Regions from separate parts of the Mus musculus genome. Here region 1 is linked to region 2. The links are chromatin contacts, found by Hi-C or POLR2A ChIA-PET in ENCODE. All regions are on one chromosome and are shown on one strand. The core of a region is the stretch at or near the end of the contact, and the rest is flanking DNA. Distances in the headings are between cores, read along the strand shown.

Evidence for each region. A loop is a pair of places that touch in the nucleus more often than their neighbours do. ChIA-PET counts read pairs that join two places held with the same protein, here RNA polymerase II (POLR2A).
Region 1: a map of heart shows a loop between it and region 2 (8-fold over the local background). The contact joins two enhancer-like sites. A Hi-C loop is called at or near these places in 18 of 37 maps with a recorded cell type or tissue (adrenal gland, gastrocnemius, heart and 4 more). POLR2A ChIA-PET finds 5 or more read pairs at or near these places in 3 of 5 experiments (Patski and embryonic stem cell).

Annotation. Positions count from the first base shown.
Region 1 is chr2:131,140,019-131,144,238 of GRCm38, forward strand. Hspa12b (heat shock protein 12B) reads left to right here. Exons shown (of 13, transcript NM_028306.3): 8 at 881-1,055; 9 at 1,814-1,900; 10 at 2,632-2,736; 11 at 2,835-3,093; 12 at 3,604-3,707. Among named protein-coding and RNA genes, the nearest start is that of Hspa12b, 15 kb to the left of the region's middle. Within about 2 kb of position 2,758, at least 1 of the 3 ENCODE cell types and tissues checked has a DNase peak (open chromatin) inside an H3K27ac peak, as active enhancers do; it is heart, where a contact is called at or near this core.
Region 2 is chr2:131,093,999-131,098,283 of GRCm38, forward strand. No RefSeq gene overlaps it. Among named protein-coding and RNA genes, the nearest start is that of Gm30378, 7.3 kb to the right of the region's middle. Within about 2 kb of position 2,618, at least 1 of the 3 ENCODE cell types and tissues checked has a DNase peak (open chromatin) inside an H3K27ac peak, as active enhancers do; it is heart, where a contact is called at or near this core.

The DNA of each region.
Region 1 (4,220 bases), core at 1,508-4,007, 46 kb after region 2:
GGGCCTTGAGGAACAAACCCCTAGGAGATTCAAAAGGTTATCTCAAGCCTACCTTGGGCCTCCTTGGGGATAGCAATATGCCTATAGCTGAGGGCCAGATGGGTGGCTATGGTTGTCCCTAGAAGGGAGGGACTTGAAGCACAGGGAGCCTCTCTGCAGGGTTCAGGTGTCCCCAGACAGAACAAACACGGCTGCCTGTTTACCTGCCCTGCTTCCTCTCACATTGCTCCTTGGTGCCAGCTCTGAAAGGTAGTCCTGGGCAGGAAGCCACCACTCCTACCTATCTTCCTCTTCCCAACCTGCTTAGAAATGCATGGAATTCCACAAAGTCTAAACTCTCTGGAGAGAGCCTTTGTCCCGCTGCAGGAAATGACAGACCCGGAGTGTTTCTCCCTACCCCACTGGCCTGTCACGGTGCCTGGAATTTCACTGTTTCCTTCCCGAGATAGCAGATTCTCTGGGAACAAAGTTCTCCTGGGAGTGGGACAACCTATGACCAATATCTGACAGCAGCCTGGTGAGCCCAGCAGTGCCCCACTGTCCCCTCCAGTCCACTGCACCCACCCACCCACCCATGCTAGAATTTCCCCAGTAACACCACAGCCAGCACTCGGGTAGCCAGCTCTGCCCCCGATATGGGAAACTTGCTGCCATACCATCTCCTGCTCTGTAGCCTTTGACTCCCTGGCCCTGGCCCTCCCTCCCGAGCCTGACTTCTCCGTGGTTGTGAGGCAGCTTCAGCTGTGTGCAGCATGAAGGGAACCTGGCAGGCTTAGCATAGATGGTGTGTGATAGGGGAAGAAGAGGTGAGAGCAGCCAGGCCCCAGAGCGCCATCTTATATGACTGTCTATGGTGCTGGCTACCACCTCTTATCCCCAGGCTGGCTTGGTGTCTCGAGAGGATGCAGAGAAACTCCTCATTGCCCTGGAGCCTGAGGCTGCCTCTGTCTACTGTCGGAAACTTCGCCTGCACCAGCTCATGGACCTGAGTAGCCGGACTGCAGGCCGTGGGCGCCTGGGTGAGCGGAGGTCTATCGACTCCAGCTTTCGACATGGTAAGCTGCCCCAGGGTTACTGCCTCATGCTGGGTTTGATGGCAAGTGCCCTTGGAAGGTCAGAGAGTCAAGGAAACTGGAGGTTCTATGTAGGATGAAGAAGAGGGAGTCATCGTCCTGAGGGAACCCAAGCAGAGGCAGAGGCAGAAATGTCCCTGGTAGACTTGAGGGATGGGGGAGGGGAGGGTGGTGCAGGGGGAGGCCACTGCCCTGGCTCCAGGACCTTAGGTTGAGGACAATCTCCCTTTTGACCAGGAAAGCAGAGTCTGAGGGCCAGGGAGACACAAACTGCCTTGGGGGCAGGTGTTCAATGGACACTAACAAGGGGACAGGCTGGGCCCCAACCTGCTCTTCAGAGGCTTTTCTTTAAACAGCCACCCTTCAACTGTTACCCCACACATCAGCCCTGTCCCACCCTGACCCTCAGTGGCCAACGTTCTTGCAGCCAGACCCAGGCACTGAGCCCAAGGACAACTGTAGTCAGTGTTGGTCTTCCTCCTAAATGTGATCTCCCTGGCAGGGAGCGGCCCCAAGCCCTGAACTTACTTCCCTGGGACACTTGGAGACATGTACCACCCAGGATTCTTCGAGGTCACTTGGGCCTGATTGTACCAAGGTCTACTCTTCTGGATCACAGAAATGCTTCTAGTGCCTGGGGCTTGGGGTCATTCTTGTTGCAGTGCTCTGGACAGCTGTGGTAAGGACAGGGTTGAGGCTGATAGCTCCTAACCTCACTCTCTTGCTGTGCCCAACCTCAGCCCGGGAGCAGCTGCGTAGGTCTCGCCACAGCCGAACTTTCCTGGTGGAGGCCGGTGTGGGAGAGCTGTGGGCAGAGATGCAAGAAGGTGAGGCAGCAGGGTGTGAAGGAACACCTCAGACCACCCAGAGAACCTTTGGGGGCCTGGGGCAAGGGTACATTTGTGAAGCTTACCCCTTCCCTCAGTCCGCTGCACCCCATCCTACTCACAGCTGCACCCCTAACTCATTCCTTCAGGAGATTCGGTTCCATGTTCAGCCCTCAAATCATCCCCCTTGCACACTCTGCATCTTTATTTGGGAGCTTGAGATGAAGCCCTCCAGCTCCTTCCCCTTTCCACACTGTCTCCCAGAGCTGTGCTTGGAACCTGGAGCAGGGCTGGAGGCTGGGGTGGGGGCAGTGTAAGACTGAAGGTGAGAGACAGGCTCTTAAATTTTTAAAATTATCTACTTTACATTCCTACTGAAGCTCTCTCCTCACCTCCCAGTGCCCCCCACCTTCCCTCCCCTCCTCCACTCTTCCTCTTTCTCTTCAGAAAAGGGGAGCCTCCCACGGATATCCACCAGCCTTGACATATCCAGTTGCAGTAAGACTAGGTGCATCTTCTCCCATTGAGGCTGGACAAGGCAGCCCAGGAGGGGGAAAGGGTCCTAAAGGCAGGCAACTGCTCCGCTGCTAAGAGTCCCACATGAAGACCAAGCTATATACAACTGCTACATATGTGTAGAGGGCCTAGTCCCATGCATGCTCCCTGGTTGGTGGTTCAGTCTCTGTGAGCCCCGACGGGCCCTTAATGTTCCCCTGTATTGACCGGCACAGGAGACCGCTACATGGTGGCCGACTGCGGGGGTGGCACTGTGGACCTGACGGTACACCAGTTGGAGCAGCCTCACGGGACCCTCAAGGAGCTCTACAAGGCTTCTGGCAAGTAGACCAGCAAGTACCCTTGCCGCCCAGCTCGCACAGGTCCCCTGGTGGCCTCTCTGGTAATGACACCCTCTCTATCTCCTACCCCGCTGCAGGCGGTCCCTATGGAGCAGTAGGCGTGGACTTGGCCTTTGAGCAGCTGCTCTGCCGCATATTCGGGGAGGACTTCATTGCCAAATTCAAAAGGCAACGGCCAGCAGCTTGGGTGGATCTAACCATTGCCTTCGAGGCCCGCAAACGCACGGCAGGCCCGCACCGTGCGGGGGCGCTCAACATTTCGCTTCCTTTCTCTTTCATTGACTTCTACCGCAAGCAACGAGGGCACAATGTGGAGACCGCCCTGCGCAGGAGCAGGTGGGCACAGGTTCACGAAGGCTCAGGCAGCGTTTGCTAATGTGGCCTGCTCTTGAAAGGGAGAGTCGTGGGCCCCAGGGTGGTTAATTACACACACATACACCATGCTAGACAGCCAGCGACAGGGGTGTGAATACTGGGTGGTAGGGCAGGTCCACCAGCAGTCAGGAATTGGCAGCCCAGAGTGGTGTCATAAGGGATAGAGGCTGCAAATTTAATCTTCCCCGTCCCAGCCCCATCACTCAATGTTCTTGGCTCCTCTGTTTTGAAGTAAGGGTAAGTTGTTCTGCCATCTCACGCATGAGTCGCATAAGCCAAGCAGACAGCAGAGTGGGATAGAGAAGAGTTTGTGTCCACCCCTTTATACACCATGCGAACAATCACATCTGCATTTCCTGTTGGGCATTCCCAACAGGATTTCCATGGAGCTATGGGTAGGGAACAAGGACCCCTGTCTAGAAGTGGCAGCAAACAGCGGGGGCCAACCTGTGTCTCCTTCACCACCCACAGTGTGAACCTCGTGAAGTGGTCCTCACAGGGGATGCTCCGGATGTCCTGTGAGGCTATGAATGAGCTGTTTCAACCCACGGTCAGTGGGATCATCCAACACATAGGTGAGTGCACGGAGCCCTACTCATCACCAACTTTAGGCTTGGGGAAAAAATTCTCTCCTTTATGCCTGGAAACCACCATACATCCTTACCCTAGGATGAATCCCAGAATCATCTATAGTATCTGGAACAAACAACATATGGTGATTAGTTCTGCCAAGCTAAAGGAGGCCTGGTCCCTCCATTTCCCCATTGTGTAAATGGGGTTAAATGAGCTGATAGTGTGTAGAGTGGACACTATCCTGGTCAGTGTGAATACATTCCTAGCCCTTTGCAGGATGAAGACGTAGCAAAGGAGTAGGGTGTTGGGGGCTGTCAGGACCACTGATGAGTGCCAGAAACCTTGGGTGCACGCCTTTAATCCCAGCACTCAGGAGGCAGAGGCAGGTGGATTTCTGAGTTCGAGGCCAGCCTGGTCTACAAAGTGAGTTCCAGGACAGCCAGGGCTATACTGAGAAACCCTGTCTCGAAAAAACCAAAAACCAAAAAAAAAAAAAAAAAAAAAAAAGGAGAGAG
Region 2 (4,285 bases), core at 1,368-3,867:
GATCTGTGTCTTGTTCAGCCATCGTGAGAGAAACTTCCTCCTGCAGCAGATGAGAACAATAAAGACCCCTAGCCAGACATCATGCAAAGAGAGCGAGAGACTTTGGAACGCTCAACTCCAAAGGAGATGTCTCCATCAACTCCCTCCCCTCAGAGCTCAGGGAAGCCTACAGAAGAGGAGGGAAAGATAATAGAAGGCAGACGGGACAGGACCAGGAGAGCAAAGCTCGTGTGACCTCACAGAGACCAAAGCAGCAAGCACAGGGCCTACCCGGGGCCACACAGGTCCTCTGTGGATATGGTACAGCTTCTAGCTTAGGATTTTATGGAACTCCTGAGTGTGTAAACAAGTGGGTCTCTGATTCTTCTGCCTTCTCTTGAGTTGCCTGGTCCAGTCTCGGGTGATGGCTTTTGTTTTATTAAATCTTATTTTGATAAGTTTGGTTGTTATCTCTCAGAAGTCTGTTCTTTTCTAATAAGACACAGAAAGGGAGTGGATCCAGATGATAAGGGAGGAGGGGAAGGAGGGGAAACCATAATCAGAATATTTATACGAGAAAAGAACCCATTTTCAATAAAAGGGGGAAAATTGGCTACAAAACCCAAACCTCCAAATAGCAGCAGTATAAATAAACCAGAATGTGTCTCAAGTTAGCACTGGCATACAGCTTATGTTTGCGTGTGAATGGGTTAAAATAGAGATTTATTACATAGTCCCTGGGTGGCCTTGAACTTGTGATCTTCTTGCCTCAGCTTTCTTAGTGCTTGGATTACAGCTGTGTGCTGCCATGTATCTGGCAACTTGATCATTTTGAAACTGGACTCCTTTGTTTCCAGTCAGCTATATTCAATGAATGCTTCTACTCATGGTCCAAGGTGGCTACTGGTTGCTCCAGCCATTAAGCAAGACAGAGAACCAGCTTTGTAACTGGGTAAATACTACAGATTCATTACTAAGTCCATTCATTTCTCCTACTCAGGCTCTGGGCTCCTGTGAAGGAGCCCCAGCCAGTTTTTGCAGTGTTTGTGCAGAGCCTCCAGCCTCCCCCAGAGGGCGCCAGAGCCCTCTGCTTCCTCCTCCTTCAGATACCAGGGTTTTTTGCATTAGAGGTGTGGGGCTCTTTGCTGGCTAGATTTTTTGAAGGTCCTGGGGGGGCAACTGAGCTCTCATACCTGGATCCAAAACAGGAAGCATGAATCTTTTGGAACATCAAAGCCAATCCCAACAACACACCTCTTCCAGCAAGACCACACTCCTTTTTTTATTATTAGATATTTTCTTCATTTACAATTCAAATGCTATGGTCCCCTATACCCTCCCCCAGCCCTGCTCCCCAACCCACCCCCTCCTGCTTTCTGGCCCTGGCATTTCCCTGTACTGGAGCATATGATCTTCGCAAGACCAAGGGCCTCTCCTCCCATTGATGGCCGCCTAGGCCATCCTCTGCTACATATGCAACTAGAGACACAGTTCTGGGGGCTACTGGTTAGTTCATATTGTTGATCCTCCTATAGGGTTGCCGACCCCTTCAGCTCCTTGGGTATTTTCTCTAGCTCCTCCATTGGGGGCCCTGTGTTCCATACAATAGATGACCGTGAGCATCCACTTCTGTATTTGCCAGGCACTGGCCTAGCCTCACCAGAAACAGCTATATCAGGGTCCTGTCAGCAGAATCTTGCTGGCATCTGCAATAGTGTCTGGGTTTGGTGGTTGTATATGGGATGGATCCCCAGGTGGGGCAGTCTCTGGATGGTCCTTCCTTCCATCTCAGCTCTGAACTTTGTCTTTGTAACTCCTTCCATGGGGTATTTTGTTCCCTATTCTAGGAAGGAACGAAGTATCCACCCTTTGAAGGCCACACTCTTAATCAAACAGCCCCCAACTGGGAACCAAGTATTTAAATACCAGAGTGGTGGGATGTTCAGCCCATCTTGAAGAGCAATAGCTATCTCACCTCCTGCCACAGGGACCACTTGCATAAAGATCAGTTACTAGATGGTGAAGGAGAAAGAGCAGAGAGAGAGGTTGTAAAGTCAGTGAAAGATGAATTGGGTGTAGAAATGCAAGTCTGTAATCCCACACTCAGAGGGTGGAGGCAGGAAGATTGGGGGATCAGGACCTGCTACATGACCCTAATTTAAAACAAACAAACAAACAAACAAACAAGCACAAAACAATAACACCAAGCTTGGTAGTACATGCCTATAATGCCAGCACTTGGGAGGCTGAGGAAGGACAATCTAGAGTTAGAGACCAGCCCATTCTACATAATGAAACAGAAGGAGGGAGGGAGGGAGCCTAGGGGTGTGGCTCAATAGAATTGCCTAGAATGCACAAGGTCCTGAGTTTGACCCCCAGCACTACATGGGGGTGGGGAGTGGGGACAGGGACAGAAGAAGAGGAGAGGGAAGAGGAGAAGAAAAAAGAAGCGGAAGAGGAGGAGGGGGAGGAGAAAGAAGAGGATCGAGAGGAGGAGGAGGAGGAGGAAGAGGAGGAAGAAAGAAAAAATGGATAGTAAACAGCTACTGAGGGCTGGGGCCTGGTGCAGTCCTGGCAGCTTTTTGAGTGCAGTACGTGGAGGCTAAGGAGCCTCCGAGCCAGCTTGTACTATCATCTCCGTTCACAGGAAGCTGAGTCACGGGGAGGTAAAGAAACTGGAGCCGGGGGTTTGTGCAGCAGCTGGGCGGGGATGGAATGTGAACAGGGGCAGCCATTTCCTGAGGCCAGCTCTGAACCACCCAGATACACTGCTGGCTAAAAGAACCAGTAAACAAAAGGTGAGCAGACCGACCCAAACAGAGAACACAAAGAACAGAACGGCTAGGAAAGGGGACATTTTAACGCCATTACATTCATAAAACCATAAAGCAGCCATCAAAGAAAAGAACAGAAATAAGTCCTGGGAATTTTAAATAGAATAGCTAAAAGGAAATTTTAATAGAAAGGAATATGAAATTCTGTGGTTAAGGGTTCCAAAATCAATCCACTCTTCTTTTTTCTAATTGTAATTTATTCTTTGTGTAGGTGTGCATGTACGTGTGTGTGTGTGCGTGTGTGTGTGTATGTACGTGTGTGTGTGCATGTGTGAGTGTATGTGTGTATGAACGTGCATGCATGCATGTGTGTGTACTTGCATGTGAGTATATGCATGTACCTGTGTGTGTGTGTGTGTGTGTGTGTGTGTGTGTGTGTGTGTGTGTGTGTGTGGTTCCGTGAGGTCAGAGGACATCGTTGTGGAGTTGCTTCACTCTTTCTACCTTTAAGGGGTTCTCCTGCTCATGTAGCAAGTGCTTCACGAGTGAGCCTCCTCATCCTCCTTTCACTCCTCTTTACTGGTGAGAGTGTGGGGGAGCTTGGGGACAGAAGGGCCTTGATTTCAACCAAAGCCATATTACCACTAAAATCCCAGTGACAAGAGGATAAGGAGTTCAAAGCCACCAGCCACTACATAGCAAGTTCCAAGCCAGCATGAGAAACAGGGTTTCAAAATACAAACAAACAAAAAGCCCTAGCTCTGTATTCTCTAGTGGATAGGTACAATCAGGCTGGGTCCTGTTTAGTACACAAGAGGGGCATGCTCCCACTGGGAGAAGCCCGGATAAATACAAGACTAAAGGCAGAAGAGAGACACTGTGACCCTGGGTCCTTAAATATATCACCCAGTCCCGGGATTAAGCCTTCCCTAAAGCTAAAAGCTACAAGGGCTCCAATTAATTATCCAATTATCTTTGTCTCCACTGTCTCCATCAGCCCTCAGATGAGCCACTGTGAAGGTAAGCTGCCAGGACTCAGTTGCAAGCTCATCTTTAAGGAGAAACTTACAACAAACTGAAATCACATAATTGCCTTGAGAGAGCAATTCATCAAAGAAAGGTACCAGGAGGGGAAGCCTGGGAGTGTAGCTCAGTAGCTGAGTACATCTCAGAGCCCAAAAGGAATAAAAGAAAAAGGGGGAAGGCAGGAAGAGAGAGAGATGGAGAGGAGGCTAAGAAGGCAGGAAGGGATACTGGCTAAACCCAGTAGTGGGCCCATTCTTCACTTACACAGCACCCAGGCTTGAGAATGTGTGCACGGCAAACAGGCTTGGAGACGCCTGGTTTTTATCACAGGAAGAAATAGAAGAGAACTAGAGAACTAGACGTGGTGGTGCATGCCTTTAATCCCAGAACTAGGGAGGCAGAGACAGGCGAATCCCTGCATTTGAGGCCAGTCTGGTGTACATACAAGTTCCAGGACAGCCAGGGTCACAGAGAGAGACCTGTCTCAAGGAAGAAAGGAAGGGAGA